2 separate regions of the Homo sapiens genome follow, and region 2 is linked to region 1. The links are chromatin loops, found by intact Hi-C in ENCODE. Cell type or tissue: endothelial cell of umbilical vein. All regions are shown on one strand. Each heading gives the region's core, and the rest is flanking DNA. Links, peaks and the distances in the headings are about the cores only. Region 1 holds the start of LOC124903529 (a long non-coding RNA gene). Region 2 has its middle 30 kb from the start of C15orf39.

Region 1 (14,828 bases), core at 2,745-10,744:
GGGTCCACCATATCGTTCTCCTGTGACAGACAGCGGTTCCTCAATGGAAGAATGTTTGAACCACCCCTCACCATCTCTCACCCAGTAGGGCCCGTTACAGAGTATGGTCCAGTCATCCAGGTGACTACCTTCACCTTCCTCACCAAAAGCACCCACTTCCTGGTTTTCAGAAAGTTGTGGAGGTTTCAGCCAGTGTTGACATGTGTCAGCCGGATGGGCTGGCAGCACTTGATGGGGGTTCCCCTCTCACCAGCTGTGGTGATCTTACCCATATTCTCCAGTAACTGTTGCTGTCATCCATGGAGGTTACACTTGTCACTGACTGCTGCCCAGTACCTGACCCATAGAGCACATCGTGTGACTGCAGATGGACACTGTAGTGCATTTCGAGCAGCTTCACCATAGAGCCGCGAGTAACAGCCAGATTGGACGCTCCCACGGTGTTCCACAAACCCCCAGACAGCAGTAGCGGAACCACAGCCATCCTAGCTGGATTCGGAGCCCCAGATCTTCCAGAAATAAATTTTTTTTAAAGAAAGGCAAAACATATACTCTGAAAACTGAAACATTTGTTTAAAGAACTTAAAGATTGGCTGGGCCCCGTGGCTCATGCCTGTTATCCCAGCATTTGGGGAGGCGAAGGTGGGAGGATTGTTGAGCCCAGGAGTTCAAGAACAGCCTGGGCAACATGGTGAGGCCCAGCTCTACAAAAAACTAAAAAAATTAGACAAGGGTGGTGGCATACACCTGTAGTCCCACCTACTCGGGAGGCTGAAGTGGGAGGATTGCTTGATCCTGGGAAGTCAAGGCTGCAGTGGGCTGTGATTGTGCCACTGCAGTCCAGCCTGGGCGACAGAGTGAGACCCTGTCTCAAAAAAAAAAAAAAAAATGGGTAGCATAGTGGCTCATACCTGTAATCCCAGCTACTCGAGAGGCTGAGGCAGGAGAATTGCTTGAACCCGGGAGGTGGAGGTTGCAGTGAGCCGAGATCACACCACTGCACTCCAGCCTGGGTGACAGAGCAAGACTCCATCTCAGGGGAAGAATATTACAAAAATTATCTGGGTGTGGTGGTGCTAGTCCCAGCTCCCTGGGAGGCTGAGGCACAAAAGTCCCTTGAACCTGGGAGGTGGAGGTAAGCCGAGATCGTGCCACTGCACTCCAGCCTGGGCAAGAGAGCAAGACTCTTATCTCAAAAAAAAAAAAAAAAAGGAAAAAAGAGAGAGAGAGAGAATCTGAGCCAGATCAGTATTAGACCTCTCAACAGCAATATTAGAAACTAGAAGTTTATGAAACAATGCCTTAAAGTTGCTGAGGGAAAATCATTATATACCCAGCCAAAGTATCAACCCAGTGTGAGGGTAGAAAATAAGACATTTTCAGACAAAAAAAAAAATTGTCTTCCGTGAAAACTTCCTCAGGAAGGAACTGGAGGATGTGCTCCACCCTAAAAGGGCATAAACCAAGAAAGAAGAAATGGAACCCAGAAAAATCAGAGATCCATAGAGGAAAGAGAAGAAATGACGTTGCAGAATGTTGGCAAAGGGAAGCCTCTGGATGACGACTGTGCTGCTGATCTGGAAAGCTTCTGGCTCAGATGGAGGCAGGAGAACTGAGGGCTCCAGAAAGGGTGTCTCAAGGGAAAAAAAAATTAAGGAACTGGAACTGATAGTGAAAATCAGTATTGAGAATTATCTTACTGGGCTTTTGCAGAAGATCTAATCATGGGTCAAAGAAAATAAGCAAGTGAAAAAAATGAGACAATGATTAACTCTGTGGGGGAAAGGAGATTGAAAAAGATAGTATATTAGTTGTTTCAGCCATAAACACTTTTTAGTGATTGTGAATGTAACCAAGAGTTGTGGTGGTATGATATTGAAAGGAGAGGAGAAAGAGTGTAAGTGAACCTCCTCTGTCACAATAGGGAGCCCTAGAGACAGCATCTAAATTGGACCTCTTGGGAGATAACCAGAATTGAAATCAATGCTTTATTTAGGGAGTAAAAACCAGAAGAAACAACTGAATAAGTTGAAATGGCTGCTTTTGGCGAGCAGGCTGACGTGGGGTAAAGAGCGTGTTATTTTTGTTGTAATCCTTTAGCATTCTCTGACTGTAAATACTCTGTACACATTATTTTGGGGAATAAAAACTGACCAGAAGAACTGTGAGGAGAAGCCATGACAACAGTAAGGCTGTTTCCTTTTGAGATTTTCCTGTCTGAAGCAATTCTCCTTTGGAAATTGAGCAAACAACCCCTCCCCATTTTTTCTGCTGTCTCATGAAGTGCATTCTCACTCCTGTGAATAATCTTGGGAGGCAGGTATTGATAAGGGTTCTTGGTGCTTTGTGAAATAGTAACTTGCATGTTGGTGACTCAGAGCAAGACTCTATCTCAAAGGCAGAACAGAAGTCAAAATTCCCACTTTTAAAAATTTTATTATTATTATTTTTCAGAGACAAGGTCGCACTCTGTCACCCAGGATGGAGCCCAGTAGCCCAATTGTAGCTCATTGCAACCTTGAATTACTGGGCGCAAGCGATCCTCTTGCTTCAGCCGCCCAAGTAGCTGGGACTACAGGCGGGCCCCACCATGCCCAGCTACCTTTTAAATTTTTTATAGAGACAGGGTCTTACTGTGTTGCCCAGGCTGGTCTCAAATCTCCTAGGCTCAATCTGTCCTCCCGCCTTGGCCTCCCAAAGTGCTGGATTAACGTTGTAAGCCACTGCACCTAACTAATATTCCCCCCCTTTTTTTTTTTTTGAGACGGAGTCTTGATCTGTTGCCAGGCTGGAGTGCAGTGGCGTGATCTTGGCTCACTGCAACCTCTGCTTCCCGGGTTCAAGTGATTCTCCTGCCTCAGCCTCCCAAGTAGCTGGGACTACAGGTGCTTGCCACCACGCCTAGCTCATTTTTTGTCTTTTTTGAGACAGTCTCACTCTGTTGCCCAGGTTGGAGTACAGTGGTGCAGTCTTGGCTCACTGCAAGCTCTGCCTCCTGGGTTCACACCATTCTCCTGTCTCAGCCTCCCCAGCAGCTGGGACTACAGGCGCCCACCACCATGCCAGGCTAATTTTTTGTATTTTTAATAGAGATGGGGTTTCACCGTGTTAACCAGGATGGTCTTGATCTCCTGACCTCGTGATCCTCCCACCTCGGCCTCCCGAAGTGCTGGGATTACAGGCGTGAGCCACCTCGCCTGGGCTTTAATTTTTATATTTTTAGTAGAGACGGGGTTTCACCATGTTGGCCAGGATGGTCTCAATCTCTTGACTTCGTGATCTGCCTGCCTCGGCCTCCCAAAGTGCTGGGATTACAGGTGTGAGTCACTGTGCCCGGCCTAATATTCCCATTTTACGCACAAGACAACATAGACCTCAAAAAGGGAAGTAACTCTCCAAAATCACACAGCCAGTGAGTGGCAGAGCTGGAGTCCTGACTCTCTTTTCTGTTTTCACACAGCTGGCCTCAGGCCCAGGGACCTCTTGGCCTTCATGCTTCCACTTCTCCCCTCTCTCCCAGCTGACCCCACCTTGCCTTCAGACACTTTCCACAATGTCCCTGGCTCTGAGCCCCACCCGGAGGGGATCCTTAATGTGAGCTATAGGCTTGAGCCCATGATCTCGTCACAGACTGAGCTCTCATCCTGATCACTCACTAAGCCCTGATCCTACCACAGAATGAGTCTTGGTCCTGGTCCTAGATAAAGCACTGAACCTGGTCATAGACTGAGCCCTGATGCTGGTCACAGACTGAGCCCCAGCCCCTTGCCACCAGTTCCATTAATAATGTATACAATTAAACACAAGTCGGGCCTGGCACAGAAGTCATGGATGGCTGGGTACCATCCCTCTCCAGTGTTGCAGAAATCCTGTCTCAGGGACAGAGCTTGTGAGGCTATGGCCTGGCTAGATGCTCTGGCATCGTTTCCCTCCATCCTCCACCAGAATTTATGCCACAGCTTGTGCCCATTCATTTCTGTCCCCTCCCGCTGCCCTCCCTGTGTGGGTGGGGGTTTGGGCAGCCCATGGTAATAAGCATGGAGCAGGGGTTGTCTGTGATGTCATTCTTGCTCAGAACGAAGCATTCCAGCATGGACAGCACTTGTCCTGGCTCCCCTGCTATATAGAACTCACTGTTCCCCACCCTAGACCCTTACCCTCACCCCTTGCCAGGCCAGCATTCTGCAATATGATTTCCAGGAGCTTCCAGAATGCTGGCTTGTTACAGCTGCTGCCCTGCTCTTAGTGACCAGCATCTCCTTCGAGCAGTCCTCTGTGTCAGGTGGGAAGCCGGGCCGACTTCTGACCACCCTCAGCTCTTGTCAGCCCAGGGGAGGTGGAAGGTCAAGGGAGGGGCAGGGAAGGTGATGGAGCTGGGCAACTTGGAGGAGAGAAGGCAAGGAGGCAGAACGGGACAGGCGTCAGTGTATCACTGAGTCATAAAATGTCAGGGCAGGTGGGAAGTGGAAGGACTGGCTCTCCTCTGCTCTCCCTTGCTAAACAGATGGAGAACTGAGGCCCAAGATCCTACAGTGACTTAGGAGAAAAATGGGGCCTCACATGTGGATTACTGGTACCAAAGAACAGCAGATCCCATAGCTCCAGAGGCCAGAGGAGGACCTTAAGGGAAGGAAGACCTTCCTAATTATCTAAGTTGCCCAGCCCAGGGACCTCTGGTTGGAGGGGCACGGGGCTGTGAGTTCCCCATCGCCATGGGACTGTAGCCAGCACAGTCACAGTATGGCGGTGCAGCCCAACCCTGCCGGGGGTGGAGATTGGTTGCTTTCTTGGCCACGTTTCCTTTTGTGGGTTTGGAACCCAGATGTGCTCCCTGCACGGGATCTTGGGGTCCCAGAAGGGCCTGTTCTCCCTTCTCCCCCTACTAGATCCAGCACAGTTCCTCTGGGCAGCTCTGCTGCTGCTGCTGGCTGGCCACAAGGCACTCAGGATGTAGGAGGCATCTAGACCCACAGTCAGAGTATGTATTTGGGAAGGGAAATTGGGAGACGGTCCAGCCGAGCGGGGGCTGCTTATTGGAGCAGACTGGGTCTGAGAAAATCATGGTAGACAGGTGGGGACCTCGCCCTTCTCCAAGCCAAGGGGGTGGGCTGTGGTTTTCAGGCGCTTGGGCCCCTGCCTTGCTGCCACGCCCCAATCCTGAACTCTGCGGCCCACACCCCCCACAAAACCAAAGCCAGCTTTCTGGGCCCCGGTGGCTGTGTCTCCCTGGGCCTATTCTCTCCCCACCCGGGTGGTTTACATGCCTCTGTGCCATGAGGCTGGCCACTCTTTGAAAGCCGAGGGTTGCAGGGTGGGTTCCTCAGGAAGTGGATTTGGGCTCGGAGTTACTGTGAGGGATGTCTGTTAGGGAGAGCTCTTGCAGACAGCACCTGGAGAAGGGAAGGCAAAGAGGCCAAACTGGGCAGAGGGAGAAGAAGTCCAGCTGCAAGACAGGCCCAACCCTGGCCTCAGCTGCCTCACTGGGAGCTCCGAATGACCTGTCACCGCCCCACACAGGGCTTAAATAGCCGGGCCTGAATTAGTACCCAGCTGGATTAGTCCTTGGATATGAGGCTGCCCAGAGAAAGGCATGGGAGGCCGAGGCAGAGGAGGCAAATCTCTGCAGCTGGGGGCAATCCCTGGAGAGCTGAGCACTCACGACCCTCCCGCCGCCAGGGCCAGTCCTTCCTGAGGTACATCTGGACATCGTGTCTCTGGGTCTACTGTCCTGGGTTTTAGTGGGCTTTTGAGAGACGCTTGTAGAATAAATGAATGCATAAATGAAATAAGCCCCTCACACATGTTGGCCTCACTCTCCTCATCAATTGAATAGGGATAATACTTTCCACACTCATGCTGTGAGGGCTAAGCTCGTTGTAAACACCAAGTGCCATGGGCCTATGAGGCCTCCCCATCTCTCCTTCAGCTGAGGCCCCGAGGTTGGGGCTAGGACACGGAGGGGTGGGGTGGGCTTGGCAGTTCGTGGTTGCTGCTTCAGGGGAAACCACAGCTGCCTCTTGCTGGGGCAGTCAGTGAGGCCCAGGGGAGGGGAAGATCACATGCAAGGCGGGCTGTGGGCACTGAGTCACCACCCAGAGGGAAACCACGGCCTCAAGAACCCAACGCCAAAGGACAGGTGGCAGGTGAGGTGGGCGAAGAGCTAGCAGTCAGGAGCAGGTATCCAGACAGCCTCTTCACCTCAAGGTCCAGCCCTGTCCCATCCTGCGGGGCAGCATCTACTGTATGCTACAGGAGGGGCTGGCTCAGTCACAGATCTCTGAGCAACAGGACAGAGCAAGAGCTGAGTGACCCTGGGCAAAGAGCCATCCCTCTCTAGTTCTCCCCTACCCCTGGGAAAATAGGGACAATTCTTGGGTTTGAGAAAATTCATGCATGATGTCATCATCTGAAGATTTTGCTCATACGATGCTTTTACCTCATCATTACAGTCTAGAGTGCTGCTGTTTGTCGCGTTGCATTCATCTACTGATTGCTCTAATAGCTGTGAAATGTCTTCCTCTGTCAGTTTCCTTCTCTTTCCTCTTTGTAGGAAAATGAACAATTCTGAATTCTTAACTGTGTGCAATGAAAGCTAAAAAAAAATACAAAGATGATATCTCTGGACTTTTTACACTTTCTTGAAAGACGGTCCTAATGCTTTGGACAAGGCAATAAGAAAACTGAAAATTGGTGAAATAGCAATGACTCATGTCACTATTGAGTCATTCAGGCAATTCCATCATTCTTCTGTTTTCTTACTATTTTAGTCTTTTTTTCAAAGCATGGGTTGGGAATAATTGATGAGTAATGATGAAATAGTTCCTGAGGGAATACAATAGCAAAATGTTTTATGATATAGGAAAAATAAGATCATGAAGATCTCATAATATATTTTAGATTTACAAATGATCCAGTAGATCCATATGATAATTACAAGATAAAATAAGCTTCTTCTTTTTTTTTTTTTTTTTTTTTTTGAGGCAGGGTCTCCTCTGTCATCCAGGCTGGAGTGCAGCGGCTCACTGCAACTTCTGCATCCTGGGCTTAGTAATCCTCCCACCTCAGCCTCCCAAGTAGCTGGGAGTACAGGGGTGTGCCACTGAGCCCAAATAATTTTTGTATTTTTTCATAGAGGCAGGGTTTCACCCTGTTGCCCAGGCTGGTCTCGAACTCCTGAGTTTAAGCAATCTGCCCTCCTTGGCCTCTGGAAATGCAGAAATTACAGGCATGAGCCACTACACCCAGCCCTTCATTCTTTTTTATTAAAAAAAAAAAAAAGAAAGTGGACAGGTGCAGTCGCTCACGCCTGTAATCCCAGCACTTTGAGAGGCCAAGGCAGGAGGATTACCTGAGGTCAGGAGTTTGAGACCAGTCTGCCAACATGGTGAAACACTGTCTCTACTAACAACAACAAAAAAAAAATTAGCTGGGCATGGTGTCAGGCACCTGTAATCCCAGTTACTTGGGAGGCTGAGATAGAAGCATCACTTGAATCCGGGAGGTGAAGGTTGCAGTGAGCTGAGATTGTGCCATTGCACTCCAGCCTGGGCAACAAGAGCGAAACCCCATCTCAAAAAAATAAATGAATAAATAAATAAATAAAAGTTCTCTTTGGTTTTGGGAGACCTCCGTGAAAAAATAAAAGTAATAAAATAATCCTCATAAATCGTTTGAACTGCTCAAAAAAGAAACTTCAACCAGGCATGATGGCTCATGCCTGTAATCCCAGCACTTTGGGAGGTCGAGGGAGGCAGATCACTGAGCTCAAGAGTTCAAGACCAGCCTGAGCAACATGGCAAAACCCCCTCTCTACTAAAAATAAGAATACCAAAAAATACAAAAATTAGCCAGGCGTTGTGGCACGCACCTGTTGTCCCAGCTACTCGGGAGGCTGAGGCAGGAGGATGGCTTGAACCTGTGAGGCAGAGGTTGCAGTGAGCTGAGATTGTGCCACTGCACTCTAGCCTGGGAGACAGAGTGAGACCCTGTCAAAAAAAAGAAAGAAAGAAAGAAAGAAAGAACGAAGGAAAGGAAAGAAGAAAGAAAGGTTGGTTAAAAATTAAAATTAAAATTGGGTCTAATGGAGTCTGAAGGTATATTGAGAGTTAAAATGAAATTCCCCGAGGAGGACTTAGCTGAAGGTCCACCTCTCCCTGTGCCCAAATAGGGAGGAAAAAGTAGAGACTGTGATATGAAATGAGACCCCACCAAATGACAAATTATAAGCAAAAAATGCAAATAAATGCAAGTGAAGACGATATTGAGGACCCTGGTACTCCTGGTAAACATGGAATATGGGCTCCTTTGGGTGATTGGTATTCTAAGACAGCTGCCCCATCCTCCTTCCGGGGTCTCCCCTACAGCCCCTGTGGCTGGGAGACCCACGCCTGAAGGCTGTTCTTGCTTCCTTACTCCCTTCCCCAGCACTGACAGAATTCTCCTATTGCCCACTGGTGCCCCGAAGCTTGGCACACCAGCCATTCTGCTCTTGCTGCTGCAGGCAAGGGGCCCTCTGGCCACCCACGAGCCCTCTGGCCACCCACGACGTCCCTGTGAATCATCCTAGAGCAAGGTCAGTGACAGGCCCGGCACTGCTGGGCACCGGGAGCCCCAAGGGCTGTTTCCCACATAGGTTTTTGTGTTTTGTTTTTTTTGAGACAGAGTCTCGCTCTGTTGCCCAGGCTGGAATGCTGTGGCGTAATCTCAGCTCACTGCAACCTCTGTCTCCCGGGTTCAAGCAATTCTCAAGCCTCAGCCTCCCGAGTAGCTGGGACCACACGTGTGCGCCATCATGCTTGGCTAATTTTTGTATTTTTAGTAGAGACGGGGTTTCACCATGTTGGCCAGGCTGGTCTCCAACTCCTGACCTCAAGTGATCCACCAGCCTCGGCCTCCCAAAGTATTGGGATTACAGGCATGAGCCACCATGCCCAGCCTCCCACATGGGTTTATCATCAATTTACAATAGCCTCACAAGTGTTGGGGAAAACTGAGGCTCAGAGAAGGACGGTGACTTGCCTGGGGTTCCCGAGCAAATCATTAACAGAGCAAGGTTCATAACCAGACCTTTTGCTACCTGTTCAGAGCCTTGTCTTCCATGTATAGGCCCAAGGAAGCTCATGCCTTCCAAGGGTGCAGGGGGCACAGGCTACTTGAGCTCATGGGCCGCCTTGGGGGCTTGAGTCCAGAAGGTTTTCTTTCATGAGAAGAGACTGGATTGTGCTTGTTCATGGGAGGTAGGAGAACCCATTTGTTAAGAGCTCAGGCTCATGAGTTTACAGTATGTGGGTATTTATCCTGGCTGTACAACTTATTCCTGTGTGGCCCTCAGAAGGGAACCTAACCTCTCTGTGCCTTGGTTTCTTTACCTGTTGGGGTGGTGGGAGGTTGAGTCCTTTTGGTTGCCAGATCAGCAGGTCCCTTGGATTCCCTTGAGTCTGGGGGATTATTATCAGTAAGGGAGACAGGCCCTCACAGGACTCCAAGAGTAGGACCTGGACCTTGTCCAGGCATGGACCCTGGGGCTGGAGAGTGGTACTGCGTGTGGGCACTAGGGATTCAAGACAACAGGGTGTGGTGAGTGGTCCTATGGCACTTCCTGAGCTCTCTCAGCATCCGCTCCCTTCCCTCACAAACACCCCACAACCACCCTGCATTTGTTCAGCTTTTTCTTGTCCTCCCAGCTTCCGCAAACTCATTTTTTCCATTTCCTCATCTCTCAGCTTCCTGGGCATGACCTCAGAGTCCAGACAGCTTTGTGGCTGCTCTGAAACACACCCTTTCAACTTAGCCTCAACCACTCAAACCCCTGAGGGAGAAACCTGATTCCAGCCAAGGCAGACTCATTGATCTCAGATTTACCCTACCATGGTAAACAACCATAAATACTGGGCAAAATAGAATATCCAACAACAGTTTGTAGGCACTGGACAGCAGCCAATGCAGGGTTATGGTCGTTGGAGAAGGAATGCACATGAGGTGAGCCTCACTTTTTTTTTTTTTGAGACAGGGTCTCACTCTGTCCCCCAGGCTGGAGTGCAGTAGCATGATCTTGGCTCACTGCAACCTCTGCCTCCTGGATATAAGTGATTCTCCTGACTCAGCCTCCCAAGTAGCTGGGACTACAGGCGTGTGCCACCACGCCCAGCTAATTTTTGTATTTTTAGTAGAGATGGGGTTTTGCCATGTTGGCCAGGCTGGTCTCAAACTCCTGACCTCAGGTGATCCACCTGCCTCGGCCTCCCAAAGTGCTGGGATTACAGGCATGAGCCACCTCGCCTGGACAAGCCTCACATTTAAATTGCTTTCTCCATGAAGCCATTTCCCAAACTCAGGTGCAAGGAAGTGGACCAAGCAGGAAGTCACAGTCTCAATGGGCCAAGAAAATAAGTATCTGGCCGGGTGTGGTGCTCATGCCTGTAATCCCAGCACTTTGGGAGGCCAAGGTGGGTGGAACACAAGGTCGGAGTTTGAGACCAGCCTGCCCAACATGGTGAAACCCCATCTCTACTAAAAATGCAAAAATTGGCCGGGCGATGTGGCTCACGCCTATAATCCCAGCACTTTGGGGGGCCGAGGCGGGCGGATCATGAGGTCAGGAGTTCGAGACCAGCCTGGCCAATATGGTGAAACCCCGTCTCTACTAAAAATACAAAAATTAGCTGGGCGTGGTGGCATGCACCTGTACTCCCAGCTACTTAGGAGGCTGAGGCAGAAGAATCGCTTGAACCCAGGAGGCGAGCTTGCAGTGAGCCAAGATCGTGCCACTGCACTCCAGCCTGGGCAACACAGTGAGACTCTGTCTCAAAAAAAAAAAAAAAAAAAAAAAAAGCAAAAATTAGCCAGGCGTGGTGGCGGGTGCCTGTAATCCCAGCTACTCAGGAGGCTGAGGCAGGAGAATCACTTGAAACCAGAAGGAGGAGGTTGCAGTGAGCTGAGATTGTGCCACTGCACTCCAGCCTGGGCGACACAGCGAGACTCCGTCAAAGAAAAGGAAAGGAAAAGAAAGGGAAGGGGAAGGGAAAAGGGAACACCCAGATATTTTTTGTATTTTTTGTAGAGATAGGGTTTTGCCATGTTGCCCAGGCTGGTCTCAAACTCCCGAGCTTAAGTGATCCACCTGCCTCAGCCTCCCAAAATGCTGAGATTACAGGCATGAGTCACTGCACCCAGCCAAAAAACTGACATTTTGGACTGCAAAATATATTTGAAATTAAGAACTCACTGGATAGGTTTAGCAAAAGACTATATACAGCAGAAGGCAAGACTCGTGAACTTAAAGACCAGTCAATAGAAATTATTCAAATTGAAGCACAAAGCAAAAAGAATAATAGAAGGAAAAACAGAACTGAGTATAAGAGATGCACGGGATGTGCTCAAAAGGTCTAACATACGTGTTTGGAATTCCTTAAGGAGAGAAGAGAGGGAATAGGAGAGAAGCAGTATTTGAAGAAATAATGGGCTGGGCATGGTAGCTCACGACTGTATTCCAAGCACTTTGGGAGGCTGAAGTGGGAGGATCACTTGAGCCCAGGAGTTCAAGACCAGCCTAGCCAACATGGCAAAACCCTGTCTCTACAAAAAATACAAAAATTAGCCAGGCATAGTGGTGTACAACTGTAGTTCCAGCTACTTTAGTGGGAGGATCAGGATCACATCAGCCAGGGAGGGTGAGGCTGCAGTGAGCCATGACTGCACCACTGCACTCCAGCAGCCTGGGCAACAGAATGAGACCTTGTCTCAAAAAAAAAAAAAAAAAGAAAGAAAGAAAAGAAAAGAAAAGACAAAGAAGGCTGGGCGTGGTGGTTCATCCCTGTAATTCCAACATTTTGGGAGGCCAAGGAGGGCGGATCACCTGAGGTCAGGAGTTCGAGACCACCCTGACCAAAATGGTGAAACTCTGTCTGTACTAAAAATACAAAAATTAGCCAGGCATGGTGGCTCGTGCCTGTAATCCCAGCTACTTGGGAGGCTGAGGCAGGAGAATCACTTGAACCCAGGAGGCAGAGGTTGCAGTGAGCCAAGATTGTGCCACTGCACTTCAGCCTGGGTGACAGAGTGAGACTCTGTCTCAACAAAAAAAAAAAAAAAAAAAAAGAAAAAGAAATAATGGCTGAGAATTCCACAAATATGATGAAAGGCATCAAGCCATAGATTCAAGAATATCAATGAGCTCCAAGCAGAGTAAGCATAAAGTAAACTACACTTAGCCTCATCACAGTTAAATTACTGAAAATCAAAGACAAAGTAGAAAGTCTTAAAAGAAACCACATTTTAAAAGAGAGAGAGAGACAGAGATACCAGCAATACAACTGATGGCAGACTATGGAAGCCAGACAATAATGAAATGACATCTTTAAAATGCTAAAAAGAGTTGGGGACAGTGGTTCACACCTGTGATCCCAACACTTTGGGAGGCCGAGGCAGGCAGATCACTTGAGGTTAGGAGTTCAAGACCAGCCTGGCCAACATGGCAAAACCCCATCTCTACTAAAACTACAAAAATTAGCTGGGCATACTGGTGCATGCCTGTAATCTCAGCTACTCAGGAGGCCGAGGCATAAGAATCGCTTGAATCCAGGAGGCGAGGCTGCAGTGAGCCGAGATTGTGCCACTGCACTCAAACCTGGGCAACAGAGCCAGACTCTCTTCCAAAAATAAAATAAAATAAAATGCTAAAAAAAAAACCTGCCAAGCTACAATTATATGCCCACTTCAAAAAATAAAGTAAAAGAAACATGTTGTCAGACAGACAAAAGCGGAAAGAATGTGCTTTGTTACTAGTGCACATCTGCACTATAAGAAATACTTGAGGAGGTTTGCACGGTGGCTCATGGGTCCTGTCTCAGCACTTTGGGAGGATTGTTTGACGCCAGAAATTCAAGACCATATGAGCAACATGGTAAGACCACATCTCTACAAAAAATAAAAAATTGGCCAGGAGTGGTGGTGCACACTTATAGTCCCAGCTACCCTGCAGTTCGAGGCTACAGTGAGCTGTGATTGTGCCACTGCACTCCAACCTGGGTGACAGAGCAAGACCCAGTCTCAAAAAAAAAAAAAAAAAGAAAAGAAAAGAAAAGAAAAGAAAAACTAGAGAAGGTTTATTTTTGTTTTTGTCTTTTATTTTTTGAGACCAGGTCTCGCTCTCGCTCTGTCACCCAGGCTAGAGTGCAGTAGCGCTGTCACAGCTCACTGCATCCCTGGCCTCTCGGGCTCAGGCTATCCCCCTGCCTCAACCTCCTGAGTAGCTGAGACCACAGCCGTGCACCGCCATATCCAACTAATTTTTTTTAAGTATTTGTAGAGATGAGGTCTCCCTATGTTGCCCAGGCTGAGGGAATTTTTCAGGCTGATGGAAAATGAGCCCTGATGGTACTGCAAGAAGGAATGAAGAGCACAAGGAAAGAGTAAAAATGTGTCCAATGAGAATCAAATATTGGCTATTTAAAACAACATCTCATAAGATTTTTCACATAAAAGCAAGTATATGAGACCCAGTGTGGTGGCTCACACCTGTAATCTCAGCACTTTGGGATGCCCATGTGGAAGGATTACTCGATGCCAGGATTTTCAGACCAGCCTGGACAACATAACAAGACCCTATCTCTATAAAAAATTTTAAAAAAAATTAGCCAGGCACAGCAATGCATGCCTGTGGTCTCAGCTACTGTTCTCAGCTACTGGAGAGGCTAAGGCAGGAGGATCGTTTGAGCCCAGGAGGTTGAGGTTCCAGTGAGCCAAGATCATGCCACTGCCCTCCAGCTTAGGCAACACAGGAAGACCCTGTCTCAAAAAAAATCAAAAAAGTAAATATATGACAACAATAAAACCAAAGAGGGTGGGTACTAAATGGGAGTTAACTGTTATAAGGTTATTGCATCATTTAAGTATAAATTGTAAATGTTCTAACTTAATGTAGATTGAAATAAATCAAGGATGCATTTTATAATCTCTAAGATGACCACTAAAATAGTAGTAAAAGAAAATGCAATTAAAAAGCTAACAGTAGGCCAGGCACAGTGGCTCGTGCTTGTAATCCCAGCACTTTGAGAGGCTGAGGCAGGCAGATCAAGAGGTGAGGAGATTGAGACCATCCTGCCCAACATGGTGAAACCCTGTCTCTACTAAAAATACAAAAATTAGGCCAGGTGCAGTGGCTCGCGCCTGTAATCCCAGCACTTTGGGAGGCTGAGGCGGGTGGATCACGAGGTCAGGAGTTCAAGACCAGCCTGGCCAAAATGGTGAAACCCCGTCTCTACTAAATATCAAAAATTAGCTGGGCATGGTGGCACATGCCTGTAATCTCAGCTACTCGGGAGGCTGAGGCAGAAAAATTGCTTGAACTGGGACCCAGGAGGCAGAGGTAGCAGTGAGCAAGATTGTGCCACTGCATTCCAGCCTGGGCTACAGAGCGAGACTCTGTCAAAAAAAAAAAAAAAAAAAATTAGCTGGGTGTGGTGGTGGGCGCCTGTAATCCCAGCTACTCCAGAGGCTGAGGCAGGAGAATGGCTTGAACCTGTTGAACCCGGGAGGCGGAGCTTGCAGTTAGCCAAGATCGCACCACTGCACTCCAGCCTGGCAACAGAGCAAGACTCCATCAAAAAAAAAAAAAAAAAAAGCTAACAGCAGAACAAAATGAAATTATTTAAAAAAATATTGATTAAGTCTGGGCGCAGTGGCTCACGTCTGTAATCCCAGCATTTTGGGAGGCTGAGGCGGGCAGATCACGAGGTCAGGAGATTGAGATCATCCTGGCTAACACGGTGAAACCCCATCTCTACTAAAAAGAAAACAAAAAAAATTAGCTGGGCATGGTGGCGGGCGCC
Region 2 (14,828 bases), core at 3,229-11,228, 64 kb before region 1:
TTTACCTAGAGGGTCCGTGTCCAGCAGCAAGTGGGGACAGGAGAATGCTAGGATACAAGGTCGTCCTTGCTGTGCCTTGGCCCAGCGAGTGGTCTCCATGTCCCCTCAGAGGGAGGGTGCATTCTGGCACGTGGCTGAGCGGGTACCCACCAAAACCCTAACGTAGAAAGCCCGGCTCCAGTCACAGCCTGCCTGGGACTGGCCCTGGCCCTGGCCCTGGCTGCCGCTCTCCTTCCCCCAGCTGAATCCTAATAGGAGGCACAGAATCCTAATACAGCCTCCAGGTTTCACAGATGGGGAAACCGAGGCGCGGTTCCCGCGCGTCCACGTTCAGCCCATGCCCGGGCTGAACCCAATTGCAACAAAGTCCCAGGGGCCTCCGGAGAAAACGTGGGAGCCTTCCCGCCCTGGCGGGCCCTTGCCAGCTCTCTGCTTCTCGGACACAGGCGGCGGGCGGGCGCGGGCCTCAGGGACCCGGCCGCTGGGGCGGGAGTCTCCAGGGAACCGTGATGTAACCCAGCGCCCCGGCTTGCAGGAGCGGCCCCCAGGCGCCGCCCGTGGCTTGTTTACTCGACTAGGGGCGCGGGGTGGAGTCGCGGCCACCGGCCCCGCCCCACCCCCCACAGTGCCCGCCCCTGCACCTCCCCCCAACCCCTCCACCCCAACGGCTGGACGGAGCCCCAGGGGCTGTTGGAGGCTTGCGGGTGTTGGTCCTGTTTCTGCCTTAGATGTTCCAAGACCTGGCGCAGTGGCCGAGCCACACGGGTGACTCTGAAAGGGCCTGAGTCCCCCACGAGCTCTCTCAGTCACGGCCCCCAAAGTAGCTCAAAAGAACATTCCAACGAAGTAAAATCCCGGAGCTTGCTATGCCTACGCAGCCTCAGGACAAGGGCCCTCCTATCCGGTCCCCCAGTCGCCGCATCTTCCCGGCCTGTCTCCTGCTCCTGTCTCCTGTTCTGTGATAGCCGGCACCGTGGGGAGCCCTTTTTTGGACTCCCCAAAAGTCTGCCTCAGGGGACAAAAACAGCATTTCCCAGGGGCTCTACTACTCCTGGCACAGAGAAAGAGAGTTTGCTCTTGGCTAGGCAAAGTTAACACCCTGAAGGGCTGAAGGGCAGAACTGCTTAGGGGTTGGGGCTCCTCACTTAGGGCAGCGATTCCCAGTCCTGGGCTCTTTCCAGCCCCAAGCCAGGGCCTGGCTCACTGGGGCCAGTGGGGAACAGCAGGGCTCCCTGCACACACAGCACCCTCTCGAACTGGGCTCTCCAGCCAGACACAGGCCTCCCACCCCTAGGGGAGAGCAAGAACAAGGCAGTGTGTGGCCAGATGGTAATGGATGGGAACAGATCTAGAGGGTGCAATGCTGATGCCAGCAAAAACCCCAACAGCTGTGACCTGTGCCCACTGCCAGGGTTTTCTCATCTAGACTCTCCATTCCCTGGTGAGGCAGGCAGGCTGCCTACAGATGAGGGAGCTGAGGCTCAGAGAGAGCAGGGGAGCCTGAGGTCACCCTAGGAAGTTGGCGACAGCTGCAACTAGGACCTAAACCCGTGTGCTAGTCTCTCATGCGCTTTTTTTTTTTTAAATAGACAGTACAATATGAACATACTTCATGCAATCTTGAGAGCCCAAGAGCCCTGTAACTGGGAGCAGTCCAGGAGGGCTTCCTGGATAAGAGGCCAGGCCTCAGCTAGATGAGGGAGGAGGGGCACGATTTGGAGAGAGAGGTGTGAGGTGAGAAGGCTTCTCTGAGGTGGGAAATAGGAAGAAAGGGGATGGGCTGGGTGGGATAGCACTCACCTGTAATCCCAGCACTTTGGGAGGCTGGGGAAGGGGATTGTTTCAGACCAGTTTGGGCAATATAGTGAGACCACCATCTCTACCAAAAATTAAAAATGTGGCACATGCCTGTGGTCCCAGCTACCTGAGAGGCTGACATGGGAGGATTGCTTGGGCCCTGGAGGTCAAGGCTGTAATGAGCCATGATCGTGCCACTGCACTCCTGTCTGGGTGACAGAGTGAGACCTTGTCTCAAAAAAAAGAAGAAAGGGGAGGTTAACCTGGGAAGAGAACAGCCCGGGAGCTGCAGGAAGTAAGGGTGCAAAAGATCTCACCAAAGAAGAGGGTCTGGGGGTCAGTCAGGGAGGAGGCCAGCCAGGGTCAAGAGAAGTTCCTGGGGAGGGGGTGTGGTGGGCAGATGCAGGATTGGAGACTACTGGTATTGGGGGCAGCATTTCCAGTCCAGCCTTCCACTGCAGACTCTAGCATTTCCCAGCCCTCTGGCTTTGGGTATGTTATCTTCCCTCTGTGGGCCTCAGTTTCCTCATTTATAAGATGGAGATCAGCTCCCCACGCTGCCCATGGCTGAGAAGGTGCTTTGTGACTGGCTTTACATACTTGAGGGTGTGAGGGACTCATATACCAATGTGACGGATAGGCTGGAGTCAGGGGAGACCTCTCCATGGGGCTTCTCCCTGCCATGTATTCCCTGCCCTTACAGAGAGAGGCCTCATACACTTGTTCCCTCCAACTCTGCCGGCATGTTGGGGAGGCCCCTAGGCTTAGTAAATATTTGTGTCTCTGCTCTAGTTGGTGGCTGCTGGAACATTCTGTCCTGCTTCTCATTCATCTAGGCTTCTGCCTCAGGCTGTGAAGTTACTGCAAGAGATCAAGAGCCCAGGGTGGGAACTTCTAGGTCCTTCGCCAGCCCCCCTCCTGCCTACTCCTGAGCCCCAGTTTATTCCTGGAGTTCAGAACCCTGTGCGAGGCCCTGTGCACTTTGGGAGGCTAAGGCAGGTGGATCACCTGAGGTCAGGAGTTCGAGACCAGCCTGGCCAACGTGGTGAAACCCCATCTCTACTAAAAATACAAAAATTAGCCAGGCGTGGTGGCATGTGCCTATAGTCATAGTCCCAGCTACTTGGGAGGGCAAGGCAGGAGAATTGCTTGAACCTGGGAGGTGGAGGTTGCCAGTGAGCCGAGATTGTGCCATTGCACTCCAGCCTGGGCAACAGAGTGAGACTCCGTTTCAAAAAAAAAAAAAAAGAAAGAAAGAAAAAAAAAGAAAAAAAAAGAAAGAAAGGAAAGGAAGAGAGAGAGAGAGACATGTGACTCTAAAGAACCTCTCTGGGCATGGTGGCTCATGCCTGTAATCCCAGCACTTTGGGAGCCCAAGATAGGAGGATTGCTTAAGCCCAGGAGTTTGAGAACAACCTGGGCAACATAGTGAGACCCTATCTCTAGTTTTAAAAAGAACACCTCTCCTTTTGCTGTGAGAAGAGCTAGGACATTGGGTCCGAATGTTAGCTCAGTAGCTGGCCTGATGTGTGGTTTTGGTTGAGTCCCACTACTTTTCTGAGCTTATTTCCTCATTCCTGAAAAGGTGGTGAAATGGTTTGGACCAGTGCCTGGCACTTACTAAGCTGTTTTCTTCCTTAGCCTTCCTTCCATGCCTCTGCACTGTCTTCCTAGAAGTTTGGGCCTGCCCTATTTAACCAATTAAATTAACAAGGATAAGAAGTTTCCGACTTTTATTGGGTACTCTATACAGTGCTATGCTGGTAAATGTTAAAAACCAGCTCTACATACATTTTTTTAAAGTTCTAGGCCAGGCGCAGTGGCTCATGCCTATAATCCCAGCATTCTGGGAGGCCGAGGCAGGTGGATCACCTGAGGTCAGGAGTTCAAGACTAGTCTGATCAATATGGTGAAACCCCATCTCTACTAAAAATACAAAAATTAGCTGGGTGTTCAAGGTGGCACGCACCTGTAGTCCTAGCTACTCAAAAGGCTGAGACAGGAGAATCACTTGAATCTGAGAGGCAGAGGTTGCAGTGAGCTGAGATCACACCACCGCACTCCAGCCTGGGCAATAGAGTGAGACTACATCTAAAATAAAATAAAATAAAATAAAAGTTCTGTTTTGCAGTGTTTGCCCTATTTCCGTGCTGTTAATACTCACCATGGCCATTTCTTTTTTTCTTTTTTTCTGAGACAAGTTTCGCTCTTGTTGCCTAGGCCGGAGTGCAATGGCAAGATCTTGGCTTACTCCAACCTCAACCTCCTGGGTTCAAGCTATTCTCCTGCCTCAGCCTGCTGAGTAGCTGGGACTACAAGCGTCCACCACCACACCCAGCTAATTTTCGTATTTTAGTAGAGACGGGTTCGCCACATTGGCCAGGCTGGTCTCGAACTCCTGACATCAGATGATCCACCAGCCTCAGCCTCCCAAAGTGCTGGAATTATAGACGTGAGCTACCGCGCCCGGCCCACCGTGGCCATTTCAAAGCTACCAACATGACATCACAGAAAGTGAACTGTGACCTAGTGAGAGCTGGCAGGCCACAACACAGCACTGCCTGTGGGATTTGCTATATAATTTGCAAGGCCCAATACAAAATGAAATTGCAGGTTCCCTGTTCAAAATGCATGGGGGAATGTCTTCCCTTTTTTCCATGATGCCTCTCACAACCTGTCATGGTGTTGCGTTTTTTGGTAATTTACACTTAATGTTCTTACTCCCTCCAGCTCGGGACACGCACAGGGCAAGAGCGGACCTTCACAGATCGGGGAGGTGGCACATGTGGAACCTAGTAACTACCAGGCTCCCCGTTCCAGCAGCCACCAGACAGACTTATTGGGAAGTAGAGGCAGGCATCTTCCCTTCCTAAAGGCCCACAGTCCCAACTATGTCCCAACCTCGTAGCCAGGAGGCACTAGGGACTGGGATAGGAGTGGAGAGAGGCTCACCCTCCCTAAGCCACCCACTGAACATGGCATATTGCTGCCAGCCTGGGACAGGACGGCCACCACCTGTCCGCTCTGACACTGTGGGGTGCATGTACTTGGCCCTGGCGCACCCACCCCCACCCAGGCCCTCAAGGGAGCAAAGGGTGGCAGTGTTGCAGGGCAGGGGTGACAAGGGGGCTGGGTGGCACTGGGGCACCAGAGGTTGAGGGAGTGGATAGCCAAGAACTCATTCCAGGGAAGCATGGAGGTGGCAGGAGGCATGACCATGCTTCAGGCCAAGATTCCAAGCCCTCAGCACGTGCTACATGACCCCATTGGACTTCACTTACAAAAGACAAATTTGGCTGGGCATGATGGCTTACACTTGTAATCCCAGCACTCTGGGAGGCCGAGACAGGTGGATCACCTGAGGTCAGGAGTTCAAGACCAGCCTGGCCAAGATGGTGAAACCCCGTTTCTACTGAAAATACAAAAATTAGCCGGGCATGGTGGCACGTGCCTGTAATCCCAGCTCCAGCTACTCAGAGGCTGAGGCAGGATAATCATTTGAACCCAGGAGGCAGAGGTTGCAGTGAGCCAAGATTGCGCCACTGCACTCCAGCCTGGGTGACAGAGCAAGACTCTGTCTCAAAAAAAAAAAAAAAAAAAAGACAAATTCAAAGTTAAATTACGAAGAATTTCAAAGTACTGCTTGGTCCTAGTGCATTCAACCAAGCTTGGTTGGGCCCTTCCAAGTGCAGGGCTCTGTCTGTGGGCTGCACTGAAGGGGGCCTTACTATATGTGTTATCCAAGTGAGATAAGAATGGGTGGGCAGGTTGGCTGGGCATGGTGGCACATGCTTGTAATCCCAGCACTTTGGGAGGCCGAGGCGGGTGAATCAGCTGAGGTCAGGAGATCGAGACCAGCCTGATTAACATGGTGAAACCCTGTCTCTACTAAAAATACAAAAATTAGCCAGGCGTGATGGCATGCACCTATAATTCCAGCTACTCAGGAGGCTAAGGCAGGAGAATTGCTTGAACCCGGGAGGCGGAGGTTGCAGTGAGCCGAGATTGCACCACGGCACTCCAGCCTGGGTGACAGAGTGAGACTCCATCTCAAAAAAAAAAAAAAAAAGAGTGGCCCAGCAGGATCATTCCTTAGGAACTTTAGTCTTTTAGTCCCCACATTAGAGAAACCTGGGTGCCTTGAGGGAAGTAAAGGCCAGGTGACTCACCTCCCTCCTCAGAAATCTCCCCTACTTTGGGGAAGCATGCACGCAACTTGGCAAAAACTTGTCAAACAAAAAAATACAGCCTTTGTTACAGAAATTTATCATCCACCATCTGCACCATTGCTTCCATTTTTATATCTGCATGGTGCCGCTTTTCTCTTTTTGAGAAATACTTTCCAAAAATTGACCTTTTGTTTCTAAACAGGTGAAAGATAACATTTTGAAACACTCAATTCACTGCCCATCTGTGCAATGTATAATTGGTTGCATTCGTTGGTCTAGAGAATACCCACAACTGTAAAAGTTTTCTCCATACTGATATTTGTCCTGGGGATTGAAGCCAAATTATTGACCTAGTTTTAGTAAATCTAGAACAACAGCTTTTTGGCTTAAGAAATATTTCCATGTATCAAGAATAATCATTCCCTTGACATGAATGAGTGATGGCCCAGGCATCAACTTCCTGACAAAGGGAATTTGAAAGGGGCGCTTCTCAAACCACGCTGGCCCCAGTCCAGGAAGGTATAGTTTCCATTTCTCAGGAGTGGCCAGATGCTCTGGGCCAGCTGCTGGAAGGGGTGTCTCACCAGGGAAGAGGGCTGCAAATGTGGGCAGAGGACGAGACGCCCCCACAGCCTGTTGATGCAAGCAGCCCCACTCTGCATACCCCCAGCTCTGTCCAGATGGTAATCCCGCTGCTGGGAGCCCAGGCCCAGCCCATGGCTCTCAGGACTGTGTTGCATTGTGAAAGAAGGGCAGGAGCCTCACTGGGGCAGGTCAGCACTCACAGAAACATACAGACATACAGGCAGGAAGCAGCCGGGGAACCTTGTCCTGAAGTGTGTGCAGGTGCAGTGGACACAAACCACCTCCATGGCATGTTGATAAAAGCCACATGGTGAAGGAATAGTGGGCCTTCTCCAGCATGTTCTTCTATAGGTTTCCCCACAGAAATTCAAACCATAGGCTGGGCGCCATGGCGCATGCCTGTAATCCCAGCACTTTGGGAGGCTAAAGCTGGAAAGATTGTTTGAGCCCAGGAGTTGAAGACCAGCCTAAGCAACATAGTGAGAGCCCCCCTCTCTACAAACATTTTTTTTTTTTAATTAGCCGGCCATGGTGGCACATGCCTGTAGTCCTAGCTACTGGGGAGGCTAAGGCTGGGGGATCACTTGAACCTGAGAGGTCAAAGTTGCAGTGAGCCGTGGCCATGCCACTGTACTCCAGCCTGGGCAACAGAGCGAGACCCTGTCTCAAAAAAAAAGAAAAAAATAAGAGAGAAACTCAAACCATAGGCTGTTTGAGTCTAAACCTGGCCCTGTGTACTCCTTAGTGATTTTGGGCAAATCCCAGGGCGTATCTGAGCCTCACTTTCTCCATGTGTAAAATGGGAACATGATGCATATCTTCAGGATTGAGTTGAGTATTAAACAAGTTGCCTGTGTTTATGTTCATGTGTAGATGTTGGACACAGAGCTGGCGCTCAATACCACAGGATGGAAACAGGGTGGCTATTATTATCATTAGCAATCAGATAGTAGAGAGAAGGTCTGACTCACTTCTGTGTGCTTTTTCTGGTACACAGGATGTGGTACTGGGAAATGTGGATGGAACTCTTGGGCCTTGGCGGGCTGTGTTGAGAGAGTGGTTTGTGGCGACATGGTAGGGAAAAGTAGGTGACTGTGCTGGGCCTTTGCTGGCCTTCTTCCCCAGGAAACAGAACTGTGGGGGGCAGGGACGGTGGCGATGTGGAGGAAGCTCATCCTTAGCCAGCCCCCTCATTTCATAGATGGAGAAACTGTGTGTCAACCCATGATGAACTCATTACACCAACCTCTACTGGCCTCAGAGTAATTTGTGGAACTCCAAAATTTTGGAGCCCCAAAAACTGGAGATGCAAACCCTGGGTGCCTGTTCAGATTCCCCCAGCAATCTGCTTCATTTCTCTTGATTGGCATAAGACCAGTGCCAGGTCACTCCTCCGTTTTTAGAACTGGATAACATTCCACATCAAAAAAGGTATGAAACTGGCTACTGAGGAGTTCGGTGATGAAACACAAAAGTATGGATGAGTTAGCTCCCCGCACCTGCCAGGTGAAACCTGACCTATGAGAAACAGGAGATGGGAAGGAACTGGGAAGGTAAGTTCTCCCTCCTTTTTCTCTCCTTGGACTGCTCCAAGGTGCAGTTCCCTGCATCCCTCTGGACAAGTCCCCATGCAGAGCGACATGCCTGCTGAGCGACCTGCTGTGTCTCACCCAGGCTAGCCATGAAGCTGTGGCCAGCACAGTAGCACATCAGCCACTTTGCATTCCATCTGCCCTGGCCTTACTTCCCTCATTCTTCACTCTCACCATCCTGGGCTGGCATCTCCCAGATAAAGTATTGGCACTGTTCCCGGGGAGCAGCCCTATGTAAACCTATCCCTAAAGGCTGAGGAAGCTGAGAGGCCAAAGACAGAGGCTGACAAATGTAGTTTCTCTGAAAGAAACATTTAATAATAACTTAGGCACAGAAGCCATTGTCTCAGTAGCTGCAAGAGGAGATGGTGGAGCCCTGCCATTATCCCCCAGACCAAGGGCTTATATACCATAGGGAAAGAATGTGTAGGACAACTGAAGTTGGCCCTGCAGGGAAAGGCAAAAGTATTATGTGAATCTGCCTAAGGGGAGGATTTACGCTCCCCAAAACAAAAAATAAGATTGTTTTGACCTAGGAGCAGGGTTTATGGTAGCAGTAGATAAATTAGAAGTCTTAGAGGCATTCTTTGAACAGGGGTTAATCAGAAGTCAACATGGCAGGTTGGCATCCAAGATGGAGTTGCTTTAGCCTCCACAGCCACCTTAATCCTTGACCCAAGCTCTGTTTTTTAGATGACCCAGGCTAAGATGGGTGGCATTCCAAAATCATTCATATTATAGGATTATTCAACATAAAGGTACTCAATATATAATAGAATTATTTCATCTATTTAGATAAAAGTTTCTGTCCTGCAGAAGAGACATGGGAGGCACTGCCTGAGGAGCAAACCGAATTAACATTTTCCATCCCAGGAAAATACACATAACAAAACAGACATTAGTCACCTTTTTCAGCACCCAGTATCAACCTGGCAACGCTCAACATTCTTCCTGTTGGTCCTTGTTGTCTTTGATCTACTCCAGGTGGGGAAGGATGACCTCCGAATGATTCACAATGGGGTCTCTGGGCAAGGCAAAGAGCAGATAGTCACCCAAGACAGGCCTGTTGAGCTTTCTTCAGGGCTCATTGAACGTAACCAGACAAATAAGGAGGGTTCTTTGAGGTAGGCCTGCTGGACGTCCATCAGCAATTCCTTCTGAGATCCCCTCCACATATACAAACACACACAAAGACAAGGACAGAAGGCCTTCCGAATCAGATACCTAACCAAGAACTCTAAGAGTATCCCTTCCAAACTATCCTATTCTTTGTCTGAGAAATCACCTCAAAATCTTCCTGAATGTGGAGGTCTCCTGAACCAAGGCTCTTCCTACTAGTTAGGGAGAGCCAACCACCCCCTGCCAGGAGCCAAACCGAGACAGACACCCCATCCTGCAATGGGGCTATAGACACCCTACCATGGAACTACAGAACCAGTCAGGAGAAGGAAGGAGGCATTGGCAGAGCCTAGGATACTCGCCAACCCAGACACCCTGCAACGGGGCTACAGACACCCTGTGACAGGGCTACAGTTGAGGGACATCTCCCCAGGACTGTTTCTCTACTACAATTAAATCCATGCACATTGGGTCAGCAGCACCCTACCAGTAGAGTACCAGAGTCGGCCCCCAGTCCAAAAGAACTAGGCAGCCGCTTGGGCTGGCCTCTGGATCCATTGCTAGAGAGGGGCCACCAAACCCAGGCAGGTAGCCACAAGGGCAATCCCAGATGAGCCCCCAAATTTGTAACCACACAAGGAGTTCACCTTGACCACTGCCTAGACAGAGCCAATTTATCAAGACAAGGGAATCGCAATAGAGAAAGTGTAATTCACACAGAGCCAGCTGTGCAGGAGACCAGAATTTTATTATTACTCAAATCAGTCTCTTCCAGCATTAAGGGAGCAGAGTTTTTAAAGACAACTTGGTGGGTTGGGGGAAGCCAGTGAGCCAGGAATGCTGATTGGTCAGAGATGAAATCACAGGGAGTCGAAGCTGTCTTCTTGCACTGAGTCAGTTCCTGGGTGGGGGCCACAAGATCAGATGAGCCAGTTCATCAATCTGGATGGTACCAGCTGATCCATCAAGAAAAGGGTCTGCAAAATATCTCAGACACTGATCTTAGAAGCAGTTTAGGGAGGGTCAGAATCTTGTAGCCTCCAGCTGCATGGCTCCTAAAACATAATTTCTAATCTTGTGGCTAATGTTAGTCCTACAAAGGCAGTCTAGTCCCCAGACAAGAAGGTGGTCTGTTCTGGGAAAAGGCTGTTACCATCTGTTTTAAACCGTAAACTATAAACTAAGTTTCTCCCAAAGTTAGCTTAGCCTACACACAGGAATGAAAAACAACAGCTTGGAGGTTAGAAGCAAGATGGAGTCAGTTAAGTTAGATCTCTTTTACTGTCTCAATCATAATTTTGGAAAGGCGGTTTCAGTAAGAAAGTTCGGAGTTATTACAGTCTGCAGTGGGGACCTATTATGGTGTGAATGTGTCCCCAAAATTATAATTAGGAGATGATTAAGTCATGAGGGTAAAGCCCTCTTAAATGGGATTCATGTTTTTAGAAAAGAAGCCCAAGGAAGCTTCTTTGCCCCTTCCATTAAGTGAGGATGAACCGCCATTGCAAAATTGTAACTGAGCCAGTGAAAGAGATCTGACCTAACCGATTCCATCTTGCTTCTAACCTTCAAGCTGTCCTTGTTCCTTCCTGGGCGTAGGCTGAACTAACTTATAGTTTGAAACAAAGAGTTAACAGCCCTTTCCCAAAACAAATCCCCTTCTTGTCTGGGGCCTAGACAGACTGCCTTTGCAGGACTAACAAATCAGCCAAAAGATTAGAAATTCCAGTTTAGCATGCAGCCAGAGTCTACAAGATTCTGATCCTCCCCAAATCACTCCTGGGATCTAAGTGCTTAAGATATTTTGATTTTAAGAACCTAAGATCAGTGCTTAAGATATTTTACAGACACTTAATGGATCAGCTTGCACCACCCAGATTGATAAACTGGCTCATCTGATCTTGTGGCCCCACCCAGGAACTGACTCAGTGCAAGAGAACAGCTTCAACTCCCTATGATTTCATCTCCCACCCAACCAATCAGCACTCGCGACTCACTGGCCCCTACCCACCAACTTATCCTTAAAACTCTGATCCCTGAATGCTTTAGGAGACTGATCTGAGTAATAATAAAACTCCGTTCTCCCACACAGCTGGCTCTGCATGAATTACTTTTTCTCTATTGCAATTCCCCTGTCTTGATAAATCAGCTGTCTGGGCAACGGGCAAGGTGAAACTGTTGGGTGGTTACAAGGACACAGAAGCCACTATCTATGAGGAACAGGCCCTCTCCAGACACAATATGCTTCTCAGCCTCCAGAACTGTGAGAAATACTTTCTGTTGTTTATAAATTACCCAGATATTGTATTATATTAGGTGAGTGCAAAAATAATTATGGTTTTTGCATTTTTAGAACTCACTGTTTGATATTAGAATACATTCTTAAATAAATGTGGTTATGTTATACATCATTTTAATGGGCATTTCTCACTTTATGTTTTTTTGCTTATGACTTGTTACTTGCTGTTTATTTTAGACTATGGAAATGATGTTAGACAAAAAGCAAATTCTGGCAGTTTTCTTACTGGAGTTCAAAATGGATCAGAAAGTAACAGAGACAACTCACATCAATGCATTTGGCCCAGGAGCTGCTAATGAACGTACAGTGCAGTGGTGGTTCAAGAAGTTTTGCAAAGGAGATGAGAGCCTTCAAGATGAGGAGAATAGTGGCTGGCCGTCAGAAACTGACAACTACCAACTGAGAACAATCATCGAAGCTGATCCTCTTACAGCTACCTGAAAAGCTGCTGAAGAACTCAACATCTACCATTCTATGCTCATTCACATTTGCAGCAAATTGGAAAGGTGAAAAAGCTCGATAAGTGGGTGGCTCATGAGCTGATGAAAACTTTAAAAATCGTCATTTTGAAGTGTCATCTTCTCTTATTCTACACAACAATGAACCATTTCTCGATCGGATTGTAACATGCAACAAAAGTGTATTTTATACAACCAGCGATGACCAACTCAGTGATTGGACCAAGAAGAAGCTCCAAAGCACTTCCCAAAGCCAAACTTGCACCAAAAATGGGTCATGTTTGACAGAGCAGGAGCATCGCCATCTTGGACAAGCCCCTCATTCTAAAGTTCACCTTAATAAAAAACTGCTTAATCCAAAGGGCATCAGCCTAATGGCTAAGGTCAGCATGACCATAAACCACAAATAACATCTCCAGACAGAAACATTCCAAACTCCTCCCTGACCACAGACATGCTAGCCCCAAGATAACCCCACACCAGGCCGGAAAGATGTCTGCCCCAAAATAACCTCCCCTCCTCCCAGAGAGATTCCAACCCTGCCATAAGCTTCTCCCTACACATAAACATTCCAAGCTTCTGATAAACCCCCTCACCCTAAAACCAATATATCCTCTTAGTCTGTAAGAGAAAGCGCTTTTGACCAAAAAAATCGGCCAGGAGCACCTCTCAGGTTTTATCTAAAGAAAACCAGCCAGGCACGGTGGCTCACGCCTGTAATCCCAGTATTTTGGGAGTCCGAGGTGGGCGGATCACCTGAGGTCTGGAGTTCAAGACCAGGCTGACCAACATGGAGAAACCCTGTCTCTACTAAAAATACAAAATTAGCCAGGCGTGGTGGAGCATGCCTATAATCCCAGCTACTCTGGAGGCTGAGGCAGGAGAATGGCTTGAACCCAGGAGGCAGAGGTTGCTGTGAGCCGAGATCACGCCATTGCACTCCAGCCTGGGCAACAAGAGCGAAACTCTTGTCTCAAAAAAAAAAAAAAAAAAAAGAAAGAAAAGAAAACCTGTCTTTAACTGTCAGCTGTGTTTCGTGTTTCTTTCCTCTTTCTTGAACTTTTACAATGGTCACTGTTTGGTGGTCCGATGCCAGTCTGATCCACTACAGCTTTCTGGATTGGAAAACTGTTACATCTGAGAAGTATGCTCAGCAAATCCATGAGATGCACCAAAAACTGCAATGCCTGCAGCCAGCATTGGTCAACAGAAAGGACCCAATTCTCCACAATAATGCCAACCATATGTTGCACAACCAACGCTTCAAAAGTTGAATGAATTGAGCTATGTATGAAGGTTTGCCTCATCTGCCATATTCACCTGACCTCTCGCCAACAAACTGCTGCTTCTTCAAGCATTTTGACACTTTTTGCATGGAAAATACTTCCACAACCAGTAGGATGCAGAAAATCTTTTCCAAGAGTTTGTCAAATCCCAAAGCACAAAAATGTATTCATTGTAATGGTTCCTATTTTGATTAATAAAGATGTGTTTGAGCCTGGTTATAATAATTTAAAATTGGCCGGGTGCGGTGGCTCACGCCTGTAATCCCAGCACTTTGGGAGGCCGAGGCGGGTGGATCACGAGGTCAGGAGATCGAGACCATCCCGGCTAAAAACGGTGAAACCCCATCTCTACTAAAAAAAAATACAAAAAATTAGCCGGGCGTAGTGGCGGGCGCCTGTAGTCCCAGCTACTTGGGAGGCTGAGGCAGGAGAATGGCGTGAACCCGGGAGGCGGAGCTTGCAATGAGCCGAGATCCCGCCACTGCACTCCAGCCTGGGCGACAGAGCGAGACTCCGTCTCAAAAAAAAAAAAAAAAAAAAAAAAAAAAAAAGATAAATTCTCTGACACCAGGTAGGTGTCCAACAATTAAATTCTGATACTATCTATCCGTAGTAAGCACAAGATCCCACAAGTTAAAGGGCTCAGTCCCACAAGAGTGCTTCAGAGGCCAGCACAAGTGGGCTGCCCAGGCTACCCACACTTCCACTAGGCTGGCTAAAAATTGGGAGTTCCCATGACCACCCCCTAAGTTCTCTAACTTCCTAGAATGACTCACAGAACTCAGGAAAACACTACTTACATTTACAGGTTTATTAAAAAGCATATAAAGGAACAGCCAAATGGGAGAGATACCTAGGTCAAGGTATGTGGGGTGTGGGTTGTGGCAAGTCCATCGAGGACACCCACTCCCCACCTGCAGCACTTAGAAGCATTCATCGACCTGGAAGCTTCCAACCCTTATTGTCTTTATAACCCAATCTTCAGGTCCCCTCCCTGTTTCCACCCTCTAATCACGTTTCCTCTTTCTAGTGAGCAGCACCCTGTAGCTATCTAGGAGCCCCACCCAAAGTCACCCCATTAGCATAAATTCAGGTATAACAAAGGGGCTTGTTATGAATAACAAAACACACTTCTATTACTGAGAAAACACCAAGGGTTTCAGGAGCTCTGTGCCAGGAACCTGAGACAAAGACATACATATATACTATTGATGTATATACATAATATGTTATATATCATATATAAAAAATACTATATAGAAATATTATATCCAAAAAAAATTATATCTATATAATATCTCAGATTATGCCACAGGTTCCCTAGGGCTGTTGCCATTCATTTCTTCACATGATTGGTTATATGCAAAGTAGCTAAACTTGTTGATCTTGATAGGATTAATGCATATGTTGGCTCCACAAACCTCTCAAATCTGGCTGTAGTTCTGATAAATGTGCAAATTAGGCCAGGCGCAGTGGCTCACCTATAATCCCAGCACTTTGGGAGGCCAAGGTGGGCAGATCAT

What was found. Peaks named below come from ENCODE experiments on the same cell type or tissue, not always from the same donor. Only the 100,000 strongest peaks of a DNase experiment are listed, where the experiment ranks them.
Region 2: it touches region 1 in a loop (3-fold over the local background); 6 of 110 quality-filtered maps call a loop at or near these places.

Annotation. Positions count from the first base shown.
Region 1 is chr15:75,099,917-75,114,744 of GRCh38, reverse strand. LOC124903529 (a long non-coding RNA gene) reads right to left here and starts at 7,897. Exons shown (of 2, transcript XR_007064720.1): 1 at 7,868-7,897; 2 at 2,417-6,592. It also overlaps the pseudogene LOC100128721. RefSeq lists enhancers at 1,521-1,590, 1,611-1,660, 1,691-1,780, 3,706-3,775. In endothelial cell of umbilical vein, for the core only: no CTCF peak of the experiment used is centred there; DNase peaks (open chromatin) are centred at 6,074, 6,724 and 9,714; H3K27ac peaks cover 4,932 bases.
Region 2 is chr15:75,164,354-75,179,181 of GRCh38, reverse strand. No RefSeq gene overlaps it. Among named protein-coding and RNA genes, the nearest start is that of C15orf39, 30 kb to the left of the region's middle. RefSeq lists enhancers at 1,550-1,649, 1,206-1,765. In endothelial cell of umbilical vein, for the core only: no CTCF peak of the experiment used is centred there; a DNase peak (open chromatin) is centred at 7,441.